Regions from separate parts of the Homo sapiens genome. Here region 1 is linked to region 2. The links are chromatin loops, found by intact Hi-C in ENCODE. Cell type or tissue: Calu3. All regions are shown on one strand. Each heading gives the region's core, and the rest is flanking DNA. Links, peaks and the distances in the headings are about the cores only.

Region 1 (15,068 bases), core at 3,224-11,223, 130 kb after region 2:
TTTCTAATTTATTTCAATCCGTTCGTCAGAGCCTCATTAGAATTGTACAATTGTAATTGTACAATATACAATTATTAGCCTGTTAGGTATGAAATCTAACATACAAAGAAAAGTAACTTTCCCAAGGCCACACAGCTAATAGATAGCAAAAACAGACTTTCAGACCATCTTTTTCAAGGCTTGGGCTTTTAACTACTATAGGCCAAAGGGAGAGAAGAATAAGGAAACACATTGCCTATTTATGGTGTAAAATTATAAAGAATAGCAAAGAAATGATTACTGTAAAAACTAGGATAGTAGTTACCTCTAGTGGGGAAAGATGGAGAGGGAAATAGGGAGGAGCACATGAGGTAATGTTGAGGTGTTGGTATTGTTTTATTTCTTGACCTGGTCGTGGTTATGCAAGTGTTTTGCTTCATAGTTATTTATCAAATGCTACTTGTATGGTTCATGTTCTTTTTCTGTATGTATTCTTTAAATCATATTTTCAAGTTAAGGAAAACCTCAGAATAGTACTGCTCATGTCTGTTTTCTTGCTTTGCTTTTTGTTTCCTGTACTGAAGGTCAATCCAGGGCCTGTTTAGGGCTGTGGTTAACTTCTGAGGTACACCTTAGGCAAGATGATGCCTAAGATGAGAGACACCCAGTCCAAGTCATAAAGCCAGTGAAAGACAAGTTTAGTGGTAGCTTGCCTTACAGTGATCTATGTCTTCAGCCAAGCAGCAGCAGTAGTCATGGTGAGAGAGGGTGCTACAGGGGTGGGGCTTTCCAGAAAAGAATGTTGTTGTGGGTATTTCTGAAGGCTAAAGTCATGCTTTCTGAGCCCATAGAATGGTTCTTAAGGGCCTGAAAACTCTGAGTGTTCAGGGAGGGGGCGGGAAGCAAGTATATTCACTTGATTTTTCTTCACTTGCTTTTCCCCTTTCTTTCCTCCCCAAAAGTATTTGCCCTTTATCCAGTTTATACCCTCTTCATCACACATCTCCTCCTCACACATACTGGCTTAGGAATACAGAACTGCAGACTTAGAAGGAGTCTTAAATTTCAGCTATTCCTCCTATTTTTGAAGAAAAAATTATTTCTTTTAGCAAAATTATATGCACAATATATTAAACAGATAATATATCGATAATATATTGATCATCCCACTCTGGCCTTCATATTCTCAGAAACACATCTTAGGAATAGCAAAACATGTTTAAAAAAAATCACTGTTCTAAGCCACCCTTCACCTCCTAATGGTACATAGGGAAATTTATGCCTAGAGAGTAGAAGGGGGCCTGGCTGAGACCACACAGGATATTAGTGTCAGAACTGAAACTGGAGCCAAAAGTAACTTGAGAACCCCCTTACCAGAAGAGGAACACAGCAGAATTGTCAAAAATATATTTTAAAAACTTATGTACCCTGTGAAAAATGACAAATGATTCCATTGCATACAGCAAAAGTGTAAGAACTACAAAAATTTCAAAATAGTGAAAATGATTAGTATTAAACTTAACCAAAGAGGCTAAAGAGTTATACACTGGCTGGGTGCGGTGGCTCATGCCTGTAATCCCAGCACTTTGGGAGGTCAAGGCAGGTGGATAACTTGAGGTCAGGAGTTTGAGACCAGACTGGCCAACATGGAGAAACCCTGTCTCTTCTAAAAATACAACAACAACAAAATTAACTGGGCATGGTGGTGTGTACCTGTAATTCCAGCGACTCGGGAGGCTGAGCTAGGAGAATTGCTTGAACCCAGGAGGTGGAGGTTGCTGTTGCGGTGAGCCAAGATCTTGCTACTGCACTCCAGCCTGGGTGACAGAGTAAGACTCTGTTTCAAAAAAAAAAAAAAAAAAAAAGAAGACTTATATGCTAAAAACTACAAAACATAGCCTAAAGAAATTAAAGACACACATAAATGGAAAGACATTTTAAGCTCATGGATTGGAAGACTTTAATATTATCGAGACGTCAATACTATAAAATGATCTATAGTATCGATGCAATCATGGTCAATATCTCAATGATGTTTTTTGCAGAAATAGGAAAGTCTATGTGAAAATTTATATGAAATCTCAAGGAATTGCAAATAACCAAAACAATCTTTAAAAAGAACAGCAAAATTGGAGGACTCACACTTCCTGGTTTCAAAACTTACTGCAAAGATACAATAATCAAACAATGTGGTTCTGGTATACGGATAGGCATATATATCAGTGGACTACAACTAAGAATCCAGAAATAAACCCATATATCTTCAATACTGATTTTTGATAAGACTGTCAAAACATGTTAATGGGCAAGCATAGTCTTTTAAACAAATGGTGCCGAGGCAACAACATAGCCACATACAAAAGAATAAATTTGGGGCCCTACCTCAAACCACATACAAAAATTAACTCAAAATAGATCAAAGAACTAAATGTAAAAGCTAAAACTATGAAACTCTTAAAAGAAAATACACGGGTAAATCTTAATGAATTGGGTTTGGCAATAGATTCTTAGATATGACGCAAAAAGCACAAGATTAAAAAGGAAAAAAAGATAAGTTGAATTCAATTAAAATTAAAAACCTTTGTGCCTCAAAGGATACTATCAAGAAAGTGAAAAGACAACCTAAGAGTGGGAGATAATATTTGCAAATAATAAATCTGATAAGGGTCACGTATTTAGAATATATAAAGAACTCTTATAATTCAACACACAACCCAATTAAAAATGGGCAAGTAACTTGAATAGAAATTTCTCCAATGATGACATACAAGTGGTCAATGAACACATGAAAAGATGCTAAACATCACTAATCATTAGGAAATACAAATCAAAACCACAATGACATAACACTTCACACTTACTCTTATTAGGATGGCTATTATAAGAAAATCAGAAAACAACAAGTGTTGTCAGTTATGAGGAGAAATTGGAACTCATGCATTGCTTGTGAGGATTTAAAATTCTACAGCTGCCATGGAAAACAGTATGGTGGTTCCTCAAAAAGCTAAACAGAATTAGTGTATGATCCAGCAATTCCACTTCTAGGTGTAATTCCTAAAGGAATTGAAAGCAGCGACTCAAACTGATATTTGTATACCCATGTTCATAGCAGCATTAATCACAAGAACCAAAAAGTGGAAGCACCCAAATGTCCATCAATAGATAAACAAAATGGGGTATATACTTTCAATTGAATATAATTTAATCTTAAAAACAAAGGAAATTCCAACACATGCTACAACATGGATGAGCCTTCAAGACATTATGCTCAGTGAAATAAGCCAGTCAGGAAAGGACAAATATTATACAATTCCACTTATACGAGATACCTATGGTAGTCAAATTCATAGAGACAGAAAGTAGAATAGTGGTTGCCAGAGGCTGGGGTCAGGAGACAATGGAGAGTTATTGTTTAATGAGTGTGGGTTTTCAGTTTTGGATGATGATAAGTTCTGGAGGTGGATGGTGGTGATGTTTGTACAACAATGTGAATGTACTTAATGCCACTGAACTGTACAATTAAAAATGGTTAAAAGGGCAAATTTTATGTTATTCATATTTTACCAAAGTAACAAAATAAATGACAAACATATTAGAGATAGACAGAAGACACTGGAATCCAGGGTTTGAAGAAAGAACCCTGTTCTGGAATGCAGCAAGGAATCAGAAAATGGAGAAAAGTAGTAAAAGTGGCCTGTCTTAATACTTTAGTTTTGTGAAGCATTGGAACCTACAGTTCTTTCTTGCTCACTGCAGTGATTTTCATGCTGTGCTGCTCAGAAGCTGAGGCTTCTGGTGGCAGGGCAGGGGGGTTGTCTCACAACTGACCTAGCAGCAAAAATGTAAATGGCTGGAGGAATCCATGTAACTCTTTTGGTTGTTTCATCTATTGGTTAAGGGTTTGTTAAAAGATAAAAATTAATCAGCTGCTAAAAATTTTGAAAACCAATGCTCATCACAACAAAATTCATATCATATGTCATTTCAAAACTCAATTTATTAGAGACATAAATGCCCTTGGACACATTCTAATTTTTACAACTCGATTTTAATTAAATGAGATAATGCATGTAAAATACCTCGCACAAGGCTTTGCACATGGGAGATGTTCAGAAAATAAAATAATGATGAATTACTTTATTTTCTTCATTGTGTGCTCTTCCTCAGATCACAAGCTAGCTGAAAGGAGAGAATGGGGCCATTTTTTAATGGGCTATTGCAAAATACATGAAACATAAATGTTCACTTTAAAGTTGAAAATATTTTATCCCAAGTTGCGGTCAATTAATAGGCTCAGAAAAAATATTATGGTTGCTGCATTTATTTATTATTTCAATCAGGAAATATTCATGGAGCACTCGCTATGCATTACGCACTGTGCTATGTCCTGAGCATACAAGTCAGACAGTCCCTGCTGTCAAGTAGATCTTCTCATTTGAAGGAAGCAGACAAGTAAGAAAAAAAATCAGTATAAATGAAAACCTAATATACAATAAAGGTTCCACCAAAAATTAATCGGGACAGAATGGATTATTTAGTAGATAATGTTGGAAAAACTGGCTCACTATATTAAGAAAAATAAAACTGAATCCCTGGCTAACACTACATACAAGGATGGATTCAAAATTGATTAAACATCTAAATATTAAAGATGAAACATGTAAAGTTAGTAAAAATTTGTAAAGTTAATTAAAAAAAATTAGGAAAATGTATTTGTGACCTAGGGACAAAAAAGGATTTCCTTGTTTTTTTTTTTATTTCCAACTTTTATTTTAAGTTCAGGGGTACATGTGCAGGATGTACAGGTTTGTTACATAGGTATATGTGTGCTACAGTAGTTTGCTGTACAGATCAGCCCACACCTAGGTATTAAACCCAGCATCCGTTAGCTATTCTTCCTGATGATCTCCCTCCTCCAACCCCCCACCCTCTGAAATGCCCCAGTGTATGTCATTCCCCACTTGTGTCCATGTGTTCTCATCATTCAGCTCCCACTTATAAGTGAGGACACGCAGTACTTGGTTTTCTGTTTCTGGCGTTAGTTTGCTAAGGATAATGGCTTCCAGCTCTATCCATGTCCCTGCAAAGGGCATGATCTCATTCCTTTTTATGGCTGCATAATATTCCACAGTGTGTTTGTACCACATCTTCTTTATCCAGGCTATCATTGATGAGCATTTATGTTAATTCCGTGTCTTTGCTGTTGTGAATAGTGCTGCAATGAACATACACATGCATGTATCTATTATAATTATTATTATAATTATTCTATTATAATAGAATAATTTATATTCCTTTTGGTATATACCCAGTAATGGGATTGATGGCTCAAGTGGTATTTCTAGTTCTAGGTCTTTGAGGAATCGCCACACTGTCTTCCACAATGGTTGAACTAATTTACATTCCCACCAACAGAGTATTTCTCCGCAGGCTTGCCAGCATCTAATTTTTTTTTGTCTTTTTAATAATCACCAGTCTGACTGGCATGAGATGGTATCTCATTGTGGTTTTGATTTGCATTTCTCTAATGATCAGTTATGTTGAGCTTTTTTTCATATGTTTGTTGGATGCATACATGTCTTCTTTTAAGAAGTATCTGTTCATGTTCTTTACTCACTTTTTAATGGGGTTACTTGTTATTTTCTTGTAAATTTGTATAAGTTCCTTGCAGACTCTGGATATTAGACCTCAGTCATATGGATAGATTGCAAAAATTTTCTCCCATTCTGTAAGTGGTCTGTTCACTGTGGTGATAGTTTCTTTGCTGTGCAGAAGCTCTTTAGTTTAATTAGATACCATTTGTGAATTTTTGCTTTTGGCGTTTTCTTTTTTTAAAAAATTTTATTATTATTATACTTTAAGTTTTAGGGTACATGTGCGCAATGTGCAGGTTTGTTACATATGTATACATGTGCCATTTTGGTGTTTCCCCATGCCTATGTCCTGAATGGTATGGCCTAGATTTTCTTCTAAGGTTTTTATAGTTTTGGGTTTTACATTTAAGTCTTTAATCCATCTTGAGTTAATTTTTTTATAAGGTGTAAGGAAGGGATCCAGTTTCAATTTTCTGCATATGGCTAGCCAGTTCTCCCAGTACATTTTATTAAATACGGAATCCTTTTCCTATTGCCTGTTATTGGTCTGTTCAGAGTTCCTATTTCTTCCTGCTTTAATCTAGGAGGGTTGTTTGTTGGCATCCAGCCAGGAGGTAGTGCTTTCAAGAGTGTATCAGCTGCAGAAGTATAGAGAGAAACTTGCCTTGGGGTCGCCTGGTTTAGTATTCAGGTTTCTCAGGTGGTGGGCAGGACCACAGAGCTCCCAAGAGATTATGTCCTTTGTCTTCGTCAACCAAGGCCGGTAGAGAAACACCACCAGGTGGAGCCAGGGATAGGACTACTCGAGCTCACACTGTCCTTGGGCAGGGCTCACTGCGATTGTGTGGTTCCCAGGACAATGGAGTTATAGTCCCAGGGGAATTATGCCTGCCTCTGCTGAGTCATACTGGTAACCAGGGAAGTAGGGGAAATCAGACAGTCACAGGCCTCACCTTGCTCCCAAGGAGCCTGCAGTTCTAAAGGCCAGTCTCACTCCCACTGTGCACACCCACCCCCAACAGCACCGAGTGACCACCAGCATCCTTGCTGAGAAAGCAAGTAGACTCAGTTTTTTGGTATCTCAGGGAGCCTACAGTGGCTCCAGTTCCTTCAGAGGGTCTGTGAATTCTCTCAGTTTTCCTGGTATGTTCCTGCGGTAGTTCTTGGAGCAAAAGTTCATGATGTGAGTCTTCACATGCTGCTCTGTCTGTCTGAGTGGGAGCTGCAAGCTAGTCCTGCCTCCTATCTGCCATCTGAGACCTGTGGGCTTTTCTCTTTTCCATGTTCCCCTACCTAAATCCCTGGCACAATACCTTTCTAATATTCTTCTGCAGTTTTCTGTTCTCTTAGGAACGCTTCTCTTCTTCCTCATGATTCTATGCCTTTTCTGCAGTCCTGTTTCTTTGAGACCCTTCCCTGTATCACTGGTGCTTCATCCATTTTCTGTAATCTTACCTCTTTCCTAGGTTTCTGGGGTTTCTTGGTCTCTTGGAGTTCCCTATCCCCTATGTCCCTGTGGCATCATCTGTTTTTCTAGTATCCTCTCTAGATCTCTGAGGCTTCACCCATTTTTTTCTGGGGTCTAATTTTTTTTCCTGTAGTTTCCCTGTTCAAATCCCCAGAGCTCCACTTTGTTTTCAGATTCTATGTCCCTGCTGGTGTCTCTTTCCACTTTCTTGGCCTCTTTCTCTTCCTGAATTTCTTCAGTCACCTTGGTTTCTCCTCTCTGGTGTTGTTTTTTGGTTTTTTTTTTTGTTTGTTTGTTTTTTCTGGACCTTGTCTGCCAACCCCCACTTTCCTACTAAGCCTGATGCTGAGGTAGCTAATTCAGCATGATTTGTGCTTAGGTGGTGCAGAATCCAACCCCGCAGGAAATGTGCCAGAATTCTATCATTTAAAGGTTGGAGAGTCAAGAGGAAAGAAGTAAAAGTGAGTGCACACTGTCTGCCAAAATCTGTGTTGTGCTTTTTCACATGCATTACCGACTGCAATCCTCACAGTAGCTCTGTGCATGGATTTTGGTATCCCCATTTGACATATGAATAAACTGTGGCTTAGTGGAGAAAAGCTTCTTGGAGCTGGATGGAGCAGAGGGAAATCCTTGCCCTCTCCGAGTGTTAGGTAGGGTAGGGAGTCATCACCTGCATTCTAGAGAGGGGGCTCAGGCGTCTCTGCCCAGGCTGCACCTCTCAGACTAGGGAGAATTCCAGCTCTACAGAGGCCCATGGCAGCCTACTCTCTCAGGATCTGACTCTGCAGGGCGCTCTCCCGGCGTGGCAGGAAAGAAAAAAGTGGTTTTCGCACCTTGGTGGTGGCTTCAACACCTCCAAGTTTGGGGTGTGAAAGTGGGATGTTGGCAGGGCTTCCAAGCTATGAGGGGTGGAGTTGGTCCTGAGGTGCTCCCTCCCTCAGCCCTATCTCCCACCACACCCTTGCATGCATCTTGGTGGCCATAGAGCGCAATGGCCACCTGTTCCTTTCCTACGGCCCCAACTACTTACCTTGCTCGGATCCTTGTTTCAGGTGTCCACGTGCCTTGGCTAACCAGATCTGGGACATGGCTGGCTAGTGCAGGGCTTGTCCTGTGCCGCCTTCACCCGAAGGATGGGGGAGGTGTGCACCACAGGGTTGCAATTCCAGCAGGTGAGAAATCTGCAGTGCCTGCAGCTGGAGCTTTGGTGGGGATGCCACAGCTGCAAAGCTCTCTTTGGCAACCTACTGCCCAGAGTCCCGGTGGCCCCGACTGGTGGGAGTGCCTGGAAGGCCAGGAAGTGAGTGTGGCCTAGGTATCAGGAGAGAGGGAGAGAGAGAAGAGGGCCTACAGCGTTGGAGCACGGCTGCACAGCCTGCTCCTGGACTGTACAACTTACTCCTGGACTGCACAACTTGCTCCTGGACTGCAACCTGGACTGTCACGAAACAGCTCAGTGACCAGAGATGATGTGGTCGGCCTGCTGGCTCTGTTAAAGGGTTTCAAACTTCCCAGTAGCCTGCCTTCTGGCCATCCAGCTAGGCTTCTCCTTGCCTGCTAAATAAGGGCATGAGTCACCTGGGACCCTGCTGCACCAGACTGGAATGTGTTGGTCCCAGTTGGGCTGGGGAGAGCCTCTGGCCCTGAGACCGCTCTGGGGAAGGGCTGTGGGAGAGCTGTAAAGGGGAGGGGAGAGAGTCTGGTGTAAATCCAACAGCACAGTGACAGGGACAGGGGCTGCAGAGAAGGCTCTAGAGAATAAAGCTGTATTGAATTGGGCTGAGAGGAGGCTGAGAGAGGGGAAGAGGTGAGACTGGGGCCATTGTAGAGAGAGGGGCAGGGGCTAGGGGAACCCAGGGGAGACAGACTGGGGTTGGAGGTCCAGAGGAGAGAAAAAGAGAGTCCATGGCAAGACTCTTGGTGAGTCAAGGCTCTAGGTGAGTGATATTAAAGAGAGCCATGATTGAAGGGAGGGGTCACTGAGAGATCAAGACATGGGCTGGCAAGTTTGGGGACAATTTCTGGCCAAACGTGTAGTGACGAATTACATTCCAAGATCACAGGGAAGGACATGAAGCACTGAGGTTTAGAGATCAGTACCTTCTCAATTACTCAGTAAACGTCACTGGATCCCTTCAATCCACACAGCCCTACTATAGTGCTATAGGGAATCCACAAGTGGCGAAAGCACAGAAAATCCCCATTCCGAAGGAAAGAGTGGAAATATCTCACTTAGGAGTGAGTTCAAGCAGCACTCAGAGTATGAGTCAGCAAGGCTATGAGCTAAGAGGCTTAAGCCAAGGGTGAGCACTTTGCGATGAGAGTGTTACTGACAGTGAATCCATATCCATATGAGTCTGCAGCAACCTCAATTCTTGCCTCATCAGATGAAAGAATTCGACTGAGGGCATAACACAGAAGGAGAAACTAAGGCAAGTTCTACAGCAGGAGCGAAAGTTTATTAAAATGATTTAGAACAGGAAGTAAAGTACCCTTGGGAGAGGGCCAAGTGGGCGACTTGAGAGATCAAGTGCACAGTTTGACCTTTTGGCTTGGAGTTGGCATACTTTGGGGGTCTTGCAGCCCTTCTCCCCAGATTCTTCCCTTGGGGTGGGCTATCTGTATGTGCAGTGGCCTACTAGCACTTGGGAGGAGAGCATGCACAGTGTGTTTCCTGGAGTTAACTGCTCCAGTAAACATGCATGCTCACTTGAAGTGTTCTTCCCTTACTAGCTGAATATTCACAGAAGGTCATATACCAGTTAAACGCCACCTTTTTTCCTCTTAATGCACATGCTTGAGCCCACTTGCCCACCTCCTGAGATCTTATCGGGAAGCTGCTGATCACGTTTCAGGAGTTTTTCTATTGGGAGACTGTCTTTCCCTGGAGCTGGCTGCCACCGATTATTATTTTAGAGACACAGTGTAACAATTGCCTGACCATCACCTTATAGTTGTCTGACATTCCTGGTGGAGGTGGTGTCCTCTCCTGCACTGCTCATGTCTGACTAGCTGCCAACTGTAACAAGGAATTAAAAGCAAATATCTGGGTGCTCCGAATGTTTGTCTGTAGAACGGTGATGAGGTCAGGAGAGTAATGTGTAAGGGCCAGATAAGCTTTTGAAAAAAGTGCTGGGTCAAATGGCATTTCTAGTTCTAGATCCCTGAGGAATCGCCAAACTGACTTCTACAATGGTTGAACTAGTTTACAGTCCCACCAACAGTGTAAAAGTGTTTCTATTTCTCCACATCCTCTCCAGCACCTGTTGTTTCCTGACTTTTTAATGATTGCCATTCTAACTGGTGTGAGATGGTATCTCATTGTGGTTTTGATTTGCATTTCTCTGATGGCCAGTGATGGTGAGCATTTTTTCATGTGTTTTTTGGCTGCATAAATGTCTTCTTTTGAGAAGTGTCTGTTCATATCCTTTGCCCACTTTTTGATGGGGTTGTTTTTTTCTTGTGAATTTGTTTGAGTTCATTGTAGATTCTGGATATTAGCCCTTTGTCAGATGAGTAGGTTGTGAAAATTTTCTCCCATTTTGTAGGTTGCCTATTCACTCTGATGGTAGTTTCTTTTGCTGTGCAGAAGCTCTTTAATTTAATTAGGTCCCATTTGTCAACTTTGGCTTTTGTTGCCATTGCTTTTGGTGTTTTAGACATGAAGTCCTTGCCCATGCCTATGTCCTGAATAGTAATGCCTAGGTTTTCTTTTAGGGTTTTTATGGTTTTAGGTCTAACATTTAAGTCTTTAATCCATCTTGAATTGATTTTTGTATAAGGTGTAAGGAAGGGATCCAGTTTCAGCTTTCTACATATGGCTAGCCAGTTTTCCCAGTACCATTTATTCAATAGGGAATCCTTTCCCCATTGCTTGTTTTTGTCAGGTTTGTCAAAGATCAGATAGTTGTAGATATGTGGTGTTATTTCTGAGGGCTCTGTTCTGTTCCATTGATCTATATCTCTGTTTTGGTACCAGTACCATGCTGTTTTGGTTACTGTAGCCTTGTAGTATAGTTTGAAGTCAGGTAGCGTGATGCCTCCAGCTTTGTTCTTTTGGCTTAGGATTGACTTGGCGATGCGGGCTCTTTTTTGGTTCCATATGAACTTTAAAGTAGTTTTTTCCAATTCTGTGAAGAAAGTCATTGGTAGCTTGATGGGGATGGCATTGAATCTGTAAATTACTTTGGGTAGTATGGCCATTTTCATGATATTGATTCTTCCTACCCATGAGCATGAAATGTTCTTCCATTTGTTTGTATCCTCTTTTATTTCCTTGAGCAGTGGTTTGTAGTTCTCCTTGAAGAGGTCCTTCACATCCCTTGTAAGTTGGATTCCTAGGTATTTTATTCTCTTTGAAGCAATTGTGAATGGGAGTTCACTCATGATTTGGCTCTCTGTTTGTCTGTTATTGGTGTATAAGAATGCTTGTGATTTTTGTACATTGATTTTGTATCCTGAGACTTTGCTGAAGCTGCTTATCAGCTTAAGGAGATTTTGACCCAGCCATCCCATTACTGGGTATATACCCAAAGGACTATAAATCATGCTTCTATAAAGACACATGCACACATATGTTTATTGCGGCATTATTCACAATAGCAAAGACTTGGAACCAACCCAAATGTCCAACAATGATAGACTGGATTAAGAAAATGTGGCACATATACACCATGGAATACTATGCAGCCATAGAAAATGATGAGTTCATGTCCTTTGTAGGGACATGGATGAAATTGGAAATCATCATTCTCAGTAAACTATCGCAAGAACAAAAAACCAAACACCGCATATTCTCACTCATAGGTGGGAATTGAACAATGAGAACACATGGACACAGGAAGGGGAACATCACACTCTGGGGACTGTTGTGGGGTGGGGGGAGGGGGGAGGGATAGCATTGGGAGATATACCTAATGCTAGATGACGAGTTAGTGGGTGTAGCGCACCAACATGGCACATGTATACATATGTAACTAACCTGCACATTGTGCACATGTACCCTAAAACTTAAAGTATAATAATAATAAAAAAATAAAAAGAAAAAAGTGCAGGCAGGTCCTGGGTTAGGATGGGGAGCAGTTCTGGAGCAGCTGCTGGAAAGATAAGTGGGGCTAGCTGACTGTGTTTTGGCAGAAACAGGACTGGGGCCAATGCAGTCACTGGTAAAATGGGGCCAGGAGCTTGCTGCTGGCAGACCCCTTGGACACATTTCTTGGGCTCTCATCCTGTTGCCAAGAAACAAGTCGCCACCTGGACAGTGCCCTGAGCTTGAATTCTGTCTGAGGTTGCTCTGTAGTTCCACCCCTACCCCCACTTTCTCCAAAAGGTTCTGTCGGAAACCTGTATCCTGCCTTACTGACAAGATTCTTGTATTTTGACCATTCAGGCTGTTTTACGGTATGACACCTCATACCATCACACACAGACTTGACTCTGCCTACAATACCTTTCTTCCCCTTTGTCACCAAGCCAACTATTTAACCTTTAATATCCTGTTCAAATGTCATCTCCTCTGTGAAGCCTTTCTATAAAACCCTTTTCCCTCAAAACCACAACAAAATATTGCATTTATTCCCTTTTCTACATTTCTACAGAATTTTAGTTTATGCTTCCAACCTAAAGCTTAATGAGGTTTATTTTTTCATTGTTATTTCACATGTGTTCCATAAGTAGATGGAGAGTTTCTTGAAGGTAAGACCATTGTTACCTCTGTGTCTCCATTGACTAGTCTGTTACACAGATAATCATAAGGGGCCAGTAAGTAGGTAACTGTTTGGTACAGAATATATCAGAGTAGTGAGAGATAGGATTCTGGAAAAACAGTTATTACAATAATCCAGATCAGTGGTAATGAGGCTTTAACTTGAGCAGCGCAGATGAAAAGACCCACACTGATGTCAGTCCTGCTGCAGTGGGAGAACTGACAGGGCCCTGTGATTGATTTGATGTGGGCAGCCAAAGGGAGGGAGAAGTGTGAGGTGATTCTTAAGGCTTGGAGTCAGGGTTGGGAGGATGGAGAGATTGTCTATAGAAACTAGGAAATCAAGGAGGTTGAATGAAGGGCATGCTTTAAGCATGTTTAACTTGAGATTTAGGTAAAAATTTGTGTCTGAAGGAGAGGATGGAGCTGGACACAGAAAGGAGCCTCCTCACTTAAATTATGTAGACTCAGAATCTTGAGGACGATCCTGTTAAACTCCCCCTTTTCTCAGACACACCCATTATATAAGTGAAAGCAGATGACATTTTGAGGGTCTGTGTCACAGGATTTATGGACAGCACATGGAGGGGAGTGAGGCGAATTTTGAGCTACCAATGAAGACCTATGTTTGAAAGAAATTTCATCTTTAAGGAGGACTAGACAGGTGTATGGCAACTAAAGCGTGTATATGCTAGGCTGGAATTCTTCCAGAAACTATGTGGCTTCCCAAATGCTGAATAGCCTTCTTAGATGCTGGATAGCAATCTGGACAGCATCTTTCTTTTTTTTAATTTTTTTTTTTTTTTTTTGAGACGGAGTATCACTCTGTCGCCAGGCTGGAGTGCAGTGGCACAATCTTAGCTCACTGCAACCTCCACCTCCAGGGTTCAAGTGATTCTCCTGCCTCAGCCTCCCGAGTAGCTGGGACTACAGGCACCCGCCGCCATGCCTGGCTAATTTTTGTATTTTTAGTAGAGACGGGGTTTCACCATATTGACCAGGATGGTCTCGATCTCTTGACGTCGTAATCCACCCGCTTCAGCCTCCCAAAGTGCTGGGATTACAGGCATGAGCCACCGTGCCTGGCAGACAGCATCCTTCTTTAAAGCACACATTTACTTGTCTTTCCTTCCATTCAAACTCATGTGTCCTGTGACCTCAAGATCCTGTTGTTTGCTAGCTAATCCAATAAAATCTCTCACTTTTCCTTTCCATTCCCACCAAGTTTCCTAGTATGTGTTTTTATTCCATCTAACAGATGTCAACAGCCTTCTATCTTGTGATGGTCCCTAATCTTTTCTCCAATTCATTCTGCATACACCACCTACCATTTTCTCAATTCAGTTAATAAATGCAAACGGCTTAGCACAGAGCTTGGCAAAAAATAAATGCTTGATAAATTGCAGCTATTATTATTCTTTTACATGTCCAGAGAGAGAATAGTGCGGTAGAAAGAACACTAAAATGGGAACCAAGACGGGTCTGCCACTGGCAGTGCGTGACTTAGGCCTCAGTTTATTCCTTAGGAAAATGGGGGTAATGAGCCATGATCTGAATACCCTATAAGGCTGTTATGAGATGCAGGTTTAATGAGATCTTGAGTCCAAGACCAAGCACAAGCATAATAGGCTGCCCATATGGTTCATTATGATAGGTAATGAGAAAAGTGAGAGGACAGTTGAGGAGAGGGATGTGAACAATAATGAGGTCCAATCCTAGAGAAGGCTGTGGTCAGGGCCAATGAATGTAGAGGTGAAATAGAGGGAGTAGTTTCCCTTATTACTGTGCTGTTGCATCATACATATATTTAACTTATAGAAATTTAGTTGTATGCTGCTTGGCAAAAAGACAAACGGTGCTTTATTTACTATGTCATTGTTTCCCCAATTTAGACTGATCTCCACTGACCCAGAGAGAGAAGAGGGGCCATGACAAAAATATGCAGAGAAACAAACAGAAGTTAAATCTTGATTTTTTAGCTTCTAAATGCCTATCTAGGTCCTGGTGATTTAAAAGATTTTCAAGGGAAATTTTGACCAGTCTCAATTTTTGCTTTTGTGCTGACTCTAGAATTCAAATTCCCTTGATTTCACATGGCATGCAACTCTGCTCTTTCTGCACAAGATTCTGATGAACCACTCACTGAGAGTCACTGATACTATACTCTGTCCCTGCCACTCCCACACTCCAAGACATATGGAAGATTTCATGAGAACCCCTGTCTGGAAGGTCCCTAGGCACCTTTTCAGCCTGCACATTCTAGATCCCAGTGATATATTATTACTTCTGAGAACCTGTCACCTGTAAAGTCTTGTGGCTT
Region 2 (15,068 bases), core at 1,381-9,380:
TTTGCCCTCCCATCCCGTTTAGAGTTATTTAGGCTTTGTAACGATTGGGGGATAAAAAGATGTTCAGTCATTTTTGTTTCTACCTCCCAGATCGGATCTGTTGCAAACTCAGCCTCAATAAGCCTTGTCGTTGACTTTAGGGACTCAATTTCTCCCCAGGGTGGATGGGGGAAATGGTGCCTTCAAGACCTTCACCAAACATACTAGAAGGGCATTGGCCATTCTATTGTGGCAAGGCTGAGTAGAAGATCCTACCCCAATTCCTTGTAGGAGTATAGGCCGGTCTAAAGTGAGCTCTATGGGCAGATCTACCCCTTACTTATTATTCCAGATCTGCAGTCACTTCGTGGGATCTGCCCCTCCCTGCTTCAATACCCAAATCCTCTCCAGCTATAACAGTAGGGATGAGTACCCAAAAGCTCAGCCAGCCCCATCAGGACTCTTGTGAAAAGAGAGGATATGTTCACACCTAGCGTCAGTATTTTCCCTGCTAGGGGTTTTAGGTCTCTTCCCCTCTCAGAGCTACTTGGGCCATAGCTCCTGCTCCACAGCCATCCCAGCCTTGGCATCTAGAGCTTGATGCCAGTAGGCTCAACTAGGGAGTGAGTGCAAAAAGCTGAGTATGGTGAGAGAAGCCTGTGCCCTGATCCAAGTTTACTCAACCCTCTCAGGTGACCAAAATCCCCTTCTCATCACTCCCCTCCAAAGAGGTGACTGGGCCCTGCCTCTGTTTGACAAACCTCTAACCCAGGTCTTGACACCAGCTGTTCTGTCCCTTGGAGCTGTAAACCAGAGAGCTGCTGGGGATTCTGGCCTAGTCCCTTCCACACCCCCACCCCTTGCTCTCAACCCAGGAGCATCCACCTCCTTCTCTGTCTCATGTGTGCTCTTCTTCTTTCTACAGTATTATGTACTCTACTGATATCTAAATATTGATTTCTGCCTTCCTTGCTAATGCACCATTAGAAGATATTAGTCTTGGGGCAGGATGATTTTGGCCTCATTACTTTACCACCCCCACACCTGGAAAGCATATACTATATTACAAAATGACATTTTGCCAAAATTATTAATATAAGAAGCTTTCAGTATTAGTGATGTCATCTGTCACTATAGGTCATACAATCCATTCTTAAAGTACTTGTTATTTGTTTTTATTATTACTGTTTGTCTTCTCCCCAGGGTTCAGTCCTCAAGGGGCCATCCTGTCCCACCATGCAGTGCCCCTAGCTTAGAGCCTCCCTCAATTCCCCCTGGCCACCACCCCCCACTCTGTGCCTGACCTTGAGGAGTCTTGTGTGCATTGCTGTGAATTAGCTCACTTGGTGATATGTCCTATATTGGCTAAATTGAAACCTGGAATTGTGGGGCAATCTATTAATAGCTGCCTTAAAGTCAGTAACTTACCCTTAGGGAGGCTGGGGGAAAAGGTTAGATTTTGTATTCAGGGGTTTTTTGTGTACTTTTTGGGTTTTTTAAAAATTGTTTTTGGAGGGGTTTATGCTCAATCCATGTTCTATTTCAGTGCCAATAAAATTTAGGAAGACTTCACAGTGACTCAATCGTTCTTTGTGGTATGAGTGGGTAGCTGTAAGATATTTCACTGCAGTTTCTATTTATATATTACCTTCTTATCTTTGGTCTCATTTCATCTATACCTCAGTTCTATGGAGAGGGGTGATATGACTATCCCCATTTTATATAGGAGAGAATGGGCTCAAAAAAGTATAATAACTTCCCAAGGTCACAGGACTGTCTAACTTAATAGTCTGTGCCCTTTCGGTAGTTCCAGGCCAACTTTTCTACTGTGGGTGTGGATCCTGCATTGACCATGTGATGCTCCTGGACTTGCCTGGCATTGGGACCTAAGAGGTACTTATTTGTATCTCTTGATTTCTCTTGGGATGCTCAGGCCCTGTCCTGCCTCTTTGTCAGGAAGGTCTTCAGGCTTTTCCTGCCTCCTACTACCCTCACATATTGTAGTGCCAATAAAGGTCAGGGAAACTACCTTGGGCCCTGTTGCAGAAGGCAGTGGGGAATGGAGTGTGAAGTGAGGATGGAGAGTGTGTGTATGTACAAAAGCTATTGGGTAGTACTTTATAGTTTATAAAACATGTATAAAACATTTTGTAGCCTAGATATGGTTATCCTCATTTTGCAGATGAGGAAACTGAGGCCAGACAAACCTTCTAAACTGTCCTGGACCTGGCACTCTCACTTACCACTTTCCTTCCTGGTAAGCCAACACTTGCAAGGAAAAGTAAGTTATCATATATTTCCTTCCTTCCTTCCTTCCTTCCTTCCTTCCTTCCTTCCTTCCTTCCTTCCTTCCTTCCTTCCTTCCCTCCTTCCCTCCTTCCCTCCTTCCTCTCCCTTCCTTCCTTCCTTCCTTCCTTCCTTCCTTCCTTCCTTCCTTCCTTCCTTCCTTCCTTCCTTCCTTCCTTTCTTTCTCTCTCTCTCTCTGTCTCTCTCTCTCTCTTACTCTTTTTATGGAGTCTCTGTTGCCCACTCTGGAGTGGAGTGGTGCAATCCTGCCTCATTGCAACCTTTAAGCGATTCTCCTCCTGCCTCAGCCTCCGTAGGAGGTGGGACTACAGACACACACCATCATGCCTGGCTAATTTTTGTATTTTTAGTAGAGATGGGGTTTCACCATGTTGGCCAGGCTGGTCTTGAACTCCTGGCCTCAAGTGATCTGCCTGCCTCGGCCTCCCAAAGTGCTGGGATTACAGGTGGGAGCCCATGAGGCCTGGCCCAGTTATCGTATGTTTTGTGAGCTTTAAATCCTTAACAACAACCCTTTGAGGCAGTGGCTCAAAAACTTGTCTGCACATTAGAATCCTTTAAAGATTCCAAAGCCCAGACCATATCTTCAAATCAAATTATAACCTCTAGTATTGGGATCCAGGCACCAGTGTATGTATTTGATGATTCCAGTATGTCCTCCTGGGGGTGGGCAGACATATACTAGGAAGAGGAGACATTTGCACAGCTTCAATTCTAAGGTAGCAGATATAGTTCGAAGTCCCTAGAACATCAGTGTAGGAGGAGGCCTTAGGAGTCTCTGCTAATGATTATCCCAACTGTTGTTGCCTTGGAAAGTGAAGGAGTTTTAGATCCCCTCCAACCACAACCAGAGGATCTCTGTTTTTGGATATTGGGTTGTATGTGTGTAAATGATTTATTTATTTATTTATTTTAAATGGAAAACAGGTAGACTTCTCCCAGGAAGATGGATGTGGCACGCAAGATAATGGCCCTCTAAAGACATCCATGTTCTAATCCATGGGACCTATAAATATGTTACCTTACGTTGCAAAAGGGACTTGGGATGTCATTGGGTTAAGGGTTTTAAGATAGGGAAAGGGTGCTGTATTATCCAGGTGGGCCCAATATAATCACAAGAGTCATTAAAGATGGAAGAGGGTCAGATTCAGAGAGATTTGAATATGCTATGTTGCCGATATTAAAGATGGAGGAAGGGGCCATGAAACAATGAATGCAGGTGGCTTCTATAAAATGGGAGAGTCAAGGAAATGGATTCTCCCCTAGAGCCTCCAGAAGAAATGCAGCTTTGTGGACACCTTAGTTTTAGCTCAGTTTTAGCCCATTTTGGACTTTCATCTTGTTACTGGAAAGGGGTTCGATCCAGACCCCAGGAGAGGGTTCTTGGACCTCTCACAAAAAAGAATTGAGGTGAGTCCATAGAGTAAAGTGAAAGCAAGTTTATCAAGAAAGTAAAATTATGGTTACTCCATAGGCAGAACAGCAGTATGGGCTGCTTGATTGAGTATACTTGTAGTTATTTCTTGATTATATGCTAAACATTATTCATGAGTTTTCTAGGAAAGGGGAGATATTTCCCCAGAACTGAGGGTCTCTCCCCTTTTTAGACTATATAGAGTGACTTCCAAACGTTGCCATGGCATTTGTAAACTGTCATAGTGCTAGTAGGAGTGTCTTTTAGCATGCTAATGAATTATAATTAGTGTATAATAAGCAGTGAGGACTGCTAGAGGTTACTTTCATTGCCATTTTGGTTTTGGTGGATTTTTGCTGGCTTCTTTACTGCATCCTGTTTTATCAGCAGAGTCTTTGTGACCTGTATCTTCTGCTGACCTCCTATCTCATCCTGTGACTAAAAATGCCTAACCTCCTGGGAATGCAGCCCAGTATGTCTCAGCCTTTTTTTTTACCCAGCCCCTATTCTAGATGAAGTAGCTCTGGCTCAAGCATCTCTGACAATCTGACCTCCAGAATTTGTTCTGTTTTAAGCCACTCTAGCATTATTCTCCATTTCCCTATTTCTTGAAATTCCTTATTCTTGAAATGACAATATTATAGAAATGGAGAAGGGAACAAATTAGTGGTTGCCTGCAGTTAAAGAACAAGGCAGGGGATGGAGAGCATGTGAGAAATGGATATGGCTATGAGAGAGCAACAGGAGGGGTCCTTGTGATACCTAGTGTCTTGACTATATCAATGTTAAAATCTTGGTTGTGATATTGAAGGCTAATTTACAAGATGATACCACTGGGAGAACATGAGTAAATTGTACATGGGATCTCTCTGTATAATTTCTTACAACTGTATGTGAATCTACAAAGACCTCAAAAAAATTAATTTAAAAAATAATGGGTAGAGATGCTGGGTATATATCCAAGAGCAATGAGTGCTTATGTCCACCAAAAGACATAGCAATACTATTTGCAATAGCACCAATCTGGAAGCTAGCCAGACTTTCATCAACAGGAGAATGAACAAAACAATTGTATATTCATAAATGGGGTATTACTCAACAATAAAAATGAATGGACTACTGCGATATTGTGAAATATATATATTTGGTCTTCCTCTTATTTCCTGGCATACCACTCCTAAAATCCTTGGGAGCTCCAAAGTGCTGTCTTTTTGTATGCTAATGATTGACTAATAACTTCAGTGTGGGACTGGTCACCAGAAAGACAAAGCATGAATAGAAGGTTGGGACTTTCCTCTAACCTCCAGGGAGGGGAGAGGGGCTTAAGGTCAAGTTGATTGCCAATGGCTAATAGTTTAATCAACCATGCCTACATAATGAAGTCTCCATAAAAATCTATTACGTTGGTGCAAAAGTTACTGCTGTTTTTGCCATTAAAAGTAATGGCAAAAGGTGTGGTGGCGCATGCCTGTAATCCCAGCTACTCTTCGAAACGCTGAGGCACGAGAATCACTTGAGCACAGGAAGTGAAGATTGCAGTGAGTGGAGATGGCTCCTCTGCACTCCAGCGTGAGTGACAGAGCAAGACTCTGTCTCAAAACAAAACAAAACAAAACAAAACAAAACAAAACAAAAACAACCCTCACTCTGGATCCTCCTTGAAGAAGAAGCCAAAATTCCTTAGCCTAGTGGCTCTTCACTATTTGACTTGTCTTATCTTCCACTATCCATCATCATCTATCTCCCCACAGCACTTTGCATTCCAGGCATACTAGACCTGGCATCCCTCAAAATCCCAGACTTTCTCATAATGACGTTCCATTGCAATAATAATTGTAATTAGCATTTATTAAATACTTACTGTTCAGTGTGCTTTACAGGTATTACCACATATCTTCACAGTATCTCTGAGACAAGGGCAGTTATTACAGATAAGGAAACTAAGGTACAGAAAGGATAAGTAACTTGCCCAAAGTCACATAGCTTGGAGTGACAGAGGCAAGATTTAAATGTTTCCTAGAGCTTCAAATTCAGAATAACAAATATATTATTTTTATTCTTATTCCACTTGGCTCATCTTCTTATGCCTCTCTCTCACTTGGTGGCGCCACTATCCACGCCTTTTTCCAGAATAAGAACTTGGATATTTCTCCTTGACAATTTTCTTTCCCTAGCGCGGTCCCAGTGCCCAATCTCCTGCCTTTCATTCTGCAAATAGCTTTTTAATGCCATATCTGCTTCTCTTCTGCTGCTGGGACCGTTGCCTCTAGTGAGTGGCCTCCTCACTAGATCTCCAGTCAACTTTCTATCCTCTGCTGCCAGTAACTTGTCAGAAACTTCTACTCTTCTTTTCTTTGTTCAGTTTCTCCATTCCTACCTGAGTTGGTCTCACATTCTCTGCAAGGCACAAGTGATTTCACCCAGTTCAGTGACTAATTATGGCCTATGTATTAATGACTCCCATGTTTATCTCTCTAGTCCATAACTCTCTCCAAGTTCAATTTGGACAACTAACTGCTCCCTTGAAACCTCTACCTGCATATCTAATACGATTCTTAAAGTTTACTTAGTCAAAGCAGAACGCTTGATTTTCTTCCCAAATCCTTTCCTCCCTCAATCTTCCTCACCTCAGTAAATGATGCCACCATTTGCCCAGTTGCTCAGGCCCCCAAATCAGGCACCATCATTCCTCTTTTCTCACTCCTAGAACCAGTTCATCGGTAGTAAGGCCTGTCCAGTCTACTTTCTTTCTTTATTTTATTTTATTTTATTTTTTCCATATGGACTCTCACTCTGTTGCCCAGGCTGGAGTGCAGTGGCATGATGTCGGCTCACTGCAACCTATGCCTCCTGTCCTCAAGCGATTCTTCCACCTCAGCCTCCCAAGTAGCTGGGACTACAGGCACGCACCACCACTTCTGGCTAATTTTTGTATTTTTAGTAAAGACAGGGTTTCGCCATGTTGACTAGCCTGGTTTTGAACTCCTGACATCAAGGGATGCGCCCACCTTGTCCTCCCAAAGTGCTGGGATTACAGGTGTGAGCCACTGAGCCCGGCCTATCCAGTCTTCTTTCAAATATGACTCCAAACACAACTACTTTTTACTTCCTCCAATTCATCACCTAATCTGAGCCATTATTACCTCTGGTCAGGACAATTGAAATGACTTCCCAACAGGTCTCTCTGCCTCCACTTTTGCTCTCCTACAGTCCATTCTTCACACAGTAGCCAGAGAGACCTTTTACAAGTGTAAATTAGGTTACATCACTCCCTTACTTTAAACCTCCCATGGGTTTTTTTCTTTAATCACACTCAGAATGAAATTCAAATCTGTACTGTTACCTTCCAGGCTCTATGTAATCTGGCCCTTTCTCACCTCTTTTTTCATTTCACCTCTTAGCACCCTTCCCTGGCTTACTATGCTTCAGCCACATTGTCCTTATTTCTTTTCCATTAATATCCCAAGCTCATCCAAGTATCAGGCCTTTAACTGCCCCATTGTCTGGAATGTTCTTGCCAGAGAATTTCCCATGACCGGCTCCTCATCATTCAGGTCCCAGCTCACAGAAGTACCCCTTTATCACCCTATCTGAATTAGTCCCCACTTCCCAACTCACATACACACCTATAATAGCTAACTTATATGGCTTACAATGTGCCAGATACCGTTCTAAGCCCTTTTGCATAAATTAAATCACCCTTACTATGCTCTTACAAGATAAATGCTGTTATTGCACCATATTATAGATGAGGAAGGACACTAAGACACAAAAAAGTTAAACAGCATTCCTAAAGTTACACAGCTAATAAAAAGGCAAACCATGATTTGAATTCATTCTCTATTTCATTATCCTGCTTTATTTTTTCATAACATTTCTCACTAACTGAAATGATCTAATTTATCTATTTCTTATTGTTTATTACCCATCTGTCCATCTAGAATATAACCTTCACAAAGGCAGGGACTTTTTTTGTTCACAGCTGTATTCTCCAACAACTTACCTGGACACAGTAAGTACTCAATGTTTGTTGAATGAGTTAATGGCTCCTCCCTAGGAATGTGCTGCTTTCTCTAGTTGGGATGATCTTCCTCTTTCTTTCTGAATTCCAACATATAATCTTTTTTAAATTTATTTTGTAATTGTTTTTAACTTCTTATTTCCATAGGTTTTTGGGGAACAGGTGGTGTTTGGTTACATGAGTAAGTTCTTTAGTGGTGATTTGTGAGATTTTGGTGTACCCATCTCCCGAACACAGTATATACTGAACCCAATTTGTGGTCCTTTATCCCTCACCCCCTTCCCATTCTTTCCCCGAGTCCCCAAAGTCCCAACATCTAATCTTTTAGGACCAGCTTCAGTCTTGCTTTCCCTCGGAAACCTCCTGTCCATCCTCCCCTCCTCACTAATGTACCATATTGTCTGGTCCTCCCCTGGCTTCAGCTCATGAATGAAATGACACTGAGTGGCTCTCTTCACGTGTGAATCTCAACCTGATTATACAATCCCTCCCAAAAGGGGCAATGTCTTTTTCATCACAAAATCTTCCACTGCCAGACCAAGCTTAGTACATAGGTTCTACATGAACACTTGCTGTATGAATTAGAAACTCAATTTCACTAAAAGCATTACCTTGCTCTTCAGATTATTTATAACCATGTGAAATTGCAGACCTGTCCTGTGGTAGAATTTGCTGTCAAAAGACATTGTTATTTTAACCTCTTGTTTTCTGTCTCCCAGCCAATTCGCCCACCCATAGCTGAAAGTCTTCCAATCCCAGAATAACTTAATTTTTCTCACAGCCCTTGGTTTGGATCTTGTCAGAGGGGTTTAGGAAGTGTCAATTCCACCCACTATTTTTACATATCCATTGACCTCTCCAAGAAAACTTCTAGTTTAGCCTGAGCCCCTTGTCTTGTCTTTCTCTGTTAGTACAATTTTCTTCCTCATCCTGGTTAGGGGTATCTTTGGTGAGTTTTGGGTCTATGTAAATAGAACAACTTGGCAGCAGGGTGGTTCAGCTGCCACTTTTCTGGATAAGTGAAAAACTGTTCAATGGTCTACATTTCTGAGAAGGTAAGGTAAGGGTCTTATTACCAGTGGCAGAATTTAGTCTCACCCAAATAGAAAAGGGCTTGTGGAAAAATATCCAAAATAAAGATAGCTCCATAAACTGCTCCTTGCAAATGCAATATCTTTGCAAAGTAAAACCCTGCCCAAGTACTGTCTGTTAGGGATTTGCTGAGCTGTGTGTTTTTTTTGCAATCAGTGTAGGCCCAAAGGGTCTTTGCTAAAATCCACTCTTGAAACTTGAAAATCCAGAATTATTTCTTCTTCTGAATTATTCCTTCTGATCTTGGAGCCCATGTTTTGTTCCTCTATTCCTCCTTTATTGCTTTCTTTTGCAGTAAGTATTTCCTAATGTAACACTTTAATTTATTTAGTGTTTTCTGCCTTTTTTTTTTTTTTTTTTTTAGTTATTTTGTTAGTGGTTGCTCTAGGGCTTAACATATACGTCTTAACTTGTGAAAATCACCTTCAACTTATACAAACTTAATTCTGGTGAGATAAAGAAACACTTACATGGCTCTATTATCTCCCCCTTTTGTGCTATTATTGTTATGTATATATATATATATATATATATTACATTTATATATGTCACAAATGCAATAATATATTGTTATTACTTTATACAATTTCAAGTCTATTAAAGAAATGGAGAAAAAGAGGAAAGCAAGTATACATTTATAGATTTTGTTATATTTTCTTTCTTTAATATAAATTTGCTCTCATCTACCTCCTTTGGGCTATTACTGTCAAATATATTACATTTCTATATGGTATAGACCCAACAGTATACATATTGCTTTATACAATTGTCTTTTAAATCAGTTAAGGAGAACAGAGAAGAAATATGAATTTACACTGTCTTTTATTCCATAAATAACTTTACTACTGCTCTTTGTTTCTATGTGTGGATTCAAATTGCTGTCTAGAGTCACTTTCTTTCAGCATGAAGAACTTTTCTTAACCCTAGAATTTCTGTTTGGTTATTTTTAAAAATAATTTACACCTCTATATTAATATTCTCCATTTGATAAATCTCGTGGCATCTTTTTACTTTGTTTTTTAATTGTAATTTTTTAATATTGAGATGAAATTCACATATTACAAATTCCACACTTTCAAAATGTATAATTCAGTGGATGTTAGTCTATTCACAAAGTTATAGGCTGCGCCTGGTGGCTCACACCTGTAATCGCAGCACTTTGGGAGGCCAAGATGGGCGGATCACTTGAGGTCAGGAGTTCGAGACCAGCCTGGCCAACATGGTGAAACTTCATCTGTACTAAAAATACAAAAATTAGCTGGGTGTGGTGGCAGGTGCCTGTAATCCCAGCTACTCAGGAGACTGAGACAGGAGAATCACTTGAACCTGGGAGGCAGCGGTTGCAGTGAGCCAAGATTGCACCATTGCACTCCAGCCTGGGTGACAAGAGTAAAATTATGTCAAAAAACAACAACAACAACAGAAAAAAAACAAAGTTATACAAATACCACCACTATCTAATTTCAGGGCATTTTTATCATCCCTAAAAGAAACTTCATATTCATTATCAGTCACTTTCTACTACCCTCCTCTCCTTACCACAAGTTCCTGGTAACTTTGGGGCCCCAGTAAATCAATAAGTTAACAGGAACCAGGGAGGAGCCAGGCTGGCAGAACAGGGACCTAACCCAGTTTGCAGAGCTCACCTCTTTGTGTGAAAAACCACAGTCAGTATCTTGCAACACCAGAAACGGAAAGCATGTGGGTCGCAAGACAGCTAAAAGCAGCATAGTGTTTCCCCTGGGCACCTGGATAGGAAAGACCTGGCAGTTAAAAATTACCCCAACATATTCTTAGCATACAGCACAAATTCACTTGCACATAGCCCCCTCCAGCATGACCTTATAAAACTTTTGTCCATCCCCTGCTTCTTTGCAGGCAGCCTCTTCCCTGCTGTGCTGCCCATTGCTTTCTTGCAACATGTCTTTGTACTTTCTTTAATAAATTCTTTTTCCTTTACCCACAACTGTCTTAGTAAATTCCTTTACTGCCCACAACATCAGCCCCAGCTAGTTGCACCCACAACATTTTGGTGGCCCATATGGGGAGTGTGTGGGACTGATCAGGGAGTGCTCCAAGACTGCTAGAAGAATGCTCGGGAGCTACTCAGGGAGTGCTCAGGAACTGCTTAAGAACGTGTCTCCTAGTTTCTCCCTTTTCTCTTCCCTAACTCCAACCTCTTGGTGGACAGTGTCCAAGCCTGGAGCCAATTGACGATCCCAGCTGAGGCCACTCCCCAGAAGACCAGAAGGTCCTGATAGCACGTCTGACCACTGCCCAATTGGGTGGGAGTTTAGAGTTTTGTTTTTCTTTCCAGTCTTCCTGTGAAAAAATTCCAGTATCTTTCTGGCAATTGATGGTCACTGGCCAGAGCTACTCTCTGGTGGAGTCTGAAGGTCAGGGGGTGAACAGGTTTGTCTGCCTTGTTCGGAAGAGAGGAAAGCTCTCTCCCCAAAGTCCCCAATCCCTACATGTAGCATGATTGGCAGCTAAAGCTCGACTAAAGCTAACCTACACATGTTTTGGGGAACTCAGACCCCCTCTTCCTCATTCTAAATTCTACTGTAAAGACAGCCAAACCTGCTCTGGATGTTGCCAAATCAGATGATTTCAAGTGGCCTCAGGTGAATCTCCCCATTCCCATTCCTTCTCCTGGGCTAGTTCCAGGCTGTGTTCTCCATTCATCCTCATTCCTCCTACCTGGACTAGCCATCCAGCATAAAACCCCAGGGCCATCAGCCACAATGCTGGGAGATCCTTCCAATAGGTAGGATGCCCCTTTGGAAAGTGCATCTCGAAGTCCCTCAGTGGACGTGAGTGGAACCCTTTTCCTCGGCAGGATGCCCTGAGACAAAGTGCAGTTCATGACCGCAGCGGACATTACCCCCAGCAGCTTGTCATTTTCAGTCCCATCATAGGACAAATCTCATCTGTTCCCTCAGACTCACCTCGGGGTTGCTTCCTAAAACACTGGGATTAATTTAACCCTCAGACTCTCAAAAAGAAATGTCTAATTTTCTTGTGTAATACAGCATGGCCCCTATGCAGGAAATCCTCAAATTAGCCTCCTCATTCTTTTATAACTGAGAGCCGAATAAGGAGAACAAAGCTAAGAAAAAAGAAAAACACAGGAACATTAGGCAGTCTCAACTGTTGGCTGTTTTACAAGCCCCCAACCCCCTCCAGGTAGCCCTAAGGACACTCCTACAGGTAACTGCCATCGTGCAAAAGACCAGGCCACTGAAAGGCAAACTGCCTTAATGGGATAAATGTGAAAAAGCCCTGCGTGGCTTGTCCCCTCTGCCACAAGCTCGGCTACTGAAAATGAAACTGCCCTAAGGGTCAAAATGTTCCCCAGAACAGAATCCCAACCCCTAATGGCCTTGAGCTGCAGGTACTCTCTTCTCTGACTGGCTCCCAAATCAGAGTCATCATCAACAAGACAAAGCCAAAGGCAACTCTGGAGGTGGCAAGTAAAATAAATAAATTTTTTAAGTTCAAGAACTGCCTACTCTGTACTAATCTTCTTCTCTAAGCAACTCTCCTCCAAATCCTGTCAGGTAATGGGGCCAAGTGGCACCCCTTCCTTCAGTAGAAAAATTCACACCACTTTATTCTACTTAAAGGATAAATTACCATTCTCCCAAGAGTTTCTGGTAATATCTAAATACCCCACCCCCCTTTGGGACAAGAATATACTTTCTAAGATGGGTGTCTGCTTTATATTTACCCAAACTCTAAATTCCTCTTTCCCTCTAATAGCCCTATTTCTCCCAGGAAAGCTACCTAGATCTATAACCAATAGCTTCAACCTAAATATTCTTACCTCAGGAGTTTTAAATATAGCCCACACTTATTCACACAAACAAGAAATCTAACCGAGCAATCCCTTGATGGGGGATAACTTCTACATCATGTAGATAACCTCCTTATCTGCTCCCTCTTCTCAGGACTCACACAACAACATGTAATACAAACCATAACTTCCTAACAGAATAAAAGTAGCTCGTCTAATTAAAAGATTACAAAGGTGAAGAGGTATTTATGGTAAGAAATGTTACAAAGAATCTTGTATGGGAAATTCTTGTCCTAAAATAAAATAACTGGTTGCTTAAGAAAAGAGGATGTCTAGGACAAGTTAGAAAGTCCAACAAGTATGTCACTGCCAAAAGCAATCTACATATTCTTTTTCTTTCTTTTCTTTCTTTTTTTTTTTTTGAGATGGAGTCTCATTCCGTCACCGAAGCTGGAATGCAGTGGCACAATCTCGGTTCACTGCAAACTCTGCCTCTTGAGTTCAAGCAATTCTCATGCCTCAGCCTCCTGAGTTGCTGGGATTACAAGAGTGTGCCACCATGTCCAGCTAATTTTTGTATTTTTAGCAGAGACGAGGTTTCATCATGTTGGCCAGGCTGGTTTCGAACTTCTGACCTCAAGTCATCTGCCTGCCTCGGCCTCCCAGAGTGCTGGGATTACAGGCATGAGCCACTGTGCCCAGCTGCAGTCTATATATTTGATGCAATTCTCATCAAAATACCATCATCATTCTTCACAGAACTAGAAAAAACAATCCTAAAATTCATATGGATTTTAAAAAGAGCCCACATAGACAAATCAAGATTAAGCAAAAAGAACAAATCTGGAGGCATAACATTACCTGATTTCAAACTATATCACAAGGCTATAGTTACCAAAACAGCATGGTACTTGTATAAAAATGGGTACATAGACCAATGGAATAGAATAGAGAACCCAGAAATAAAGCCAAATACTTATAGTCAAGTGATCTTTGACAAAGCACACAAAAACATAAAGTGGGGAAATGACATACTATTCAACAAATGGTGTTGGGATAATTGGCAAGCCATATGTAGAAGAATGAAACTTGATCCTCATCTTTTACCTTATACAAAAATAAACTCAAGATGGATCAAAGACTTAAATCTAAGACTTGAAACCATCAAAATACTAGAAGATAACACCGGAAAAACTCTTTTAGACATTGACTTAGGCAAAGACTTCATGACCAAGGACCCAAAAGCAAATGCAACAAAAACAGAGATAAATTGATGGCATTCAATTGAACTAAAAGTCTTCTGCTCAGCAAAAGAAATAGTCAGCAGAGTATACACACAACCCACCAAGTAGGAGAAAATCTTCACAAACTATGGATCCGACAAAGGAGTAATATCCAGAATCTACAAGGAACTCAAACAAATCATCGAAAAAGAAACAAATAATCCCATCAAAAATTGGGCAAAGGATATGAATAGACAGTTCTCAAAAGAAGATATACAAATGGCCAACAAACATATAAAAACATATAAAAAATGTTCAACATCACTATCAGGGAAATGCAAATTAAAACCACAATGCAATACCACCCTACTCCTGCAAGAATGGCCATAATTAAAAGTTAAATAAATAATAGATGTTGGCATGGATGTGAGAAGGGACTACTTTTACACTGCTGGTGGGAATGTAAACTAGTACGACCACTGTGGAAAACAGTATGAAGATTCCTCAGAAAACTAAAAGTCAGACTACCATTTGTTTGAGTTGGAGAATGTATCTTCTTCAATTTTTTGGAAGGGTTTGTGAACAATTGGTTTCAATTGTTTAAATATTTGGTACAATTCACCAGTAAAACCATCTGGTTCTGGGCTTTTCTTTGTGAGCAGCTTTCTGAAGACAAATCCAATCTCTTTACTTCTTATAAGTCTATTCAAATTTCTATTTCTTTTTGAGTCACTTTCAGTAATATGTATTTTTCTAGGAATTTGTCCACTTCATCTAGGTTATCTAATTTGTTGGCATACAAATTTTCATCATATCCTCTTATAATCCTTTTTATTTCTGTAAGCTTCAGATTAACATATTCCCTTTCAGTGCTGATTTTAGTCATCTGAATTTTCCCTTTGATTCTTGATCAGGTTAGCTAAAGCTTTGTCAATTTTGTTGGTCTTTTCAAAGATCCAACTTTGGTTTTGTTGATTTTCTTTATTGTTTGTTGAGTCTCTTTTTAATTTATTTCTGCTTTAATAATTACCCTTTCATTCTTTCTGCTTGCCTTGTGTTTATTTTTCTTTTTTTCTAGTTTCTTAAGGTGGAACACTAGGTTATTAATTTAAGATCATTCTTCTTTTTAATATAGGCATTTACAGCTATAAACTTCCCTCTAAGCAGTGCCTTAGCTGCTTCCCATAAGTTTTTCTAAGTTAGGTTTTTGTTTTCACTCATCTCAAATTATTTTCT

The links. Hi-C counts contacts between places; a loop is a spot of excess contacts. Peaks named below come from ENCODE experiments on the same cell type or tissue, not always from the same donor. Only the 100,000 strongest peaks of a DNase experiment are listed, where the experiment ranks them.
Region 1: a loop joins it to region 2, with 5 times the contacts of the local background. A loop is called at or near these places in 3 of 110 quality-filtered maps.

Annotation. Positions count from the first base shown.
Region 1 is chrX:65,865,677-65,880,744 of GRCh38, forward strand. No RefSeq gene overlaps it. Among named protein-coding and RNA genes, the nearest start is that of MIR223HG, 140 kb to the right of the region's middle. In Calu3, for the core only: CTCF peaks have their summits at 6,333 (motif pointing right) and 6,541; a DNase peak (open chromatin) is centred at 6,395.
Region 2 is chrX:65,740,381-65,755,448 of GRCh38, forward strand. MSN (moesin) reads left to right here. Exons shown (of 13, transcript NM_002444.3): 13 at 1-1,551. Among named protein-coding and RNA genes, the nearest start is that of MSN, 80 kb to the left of the region's middle. RefSeq lists an enhancer at 10,691-10,750 and a silencer at 12,015-12,213. In Calu3, for the core only: no CTCF peak of the experiment used is centred there; a DNase peak (open chromatin) is centred at 4,731.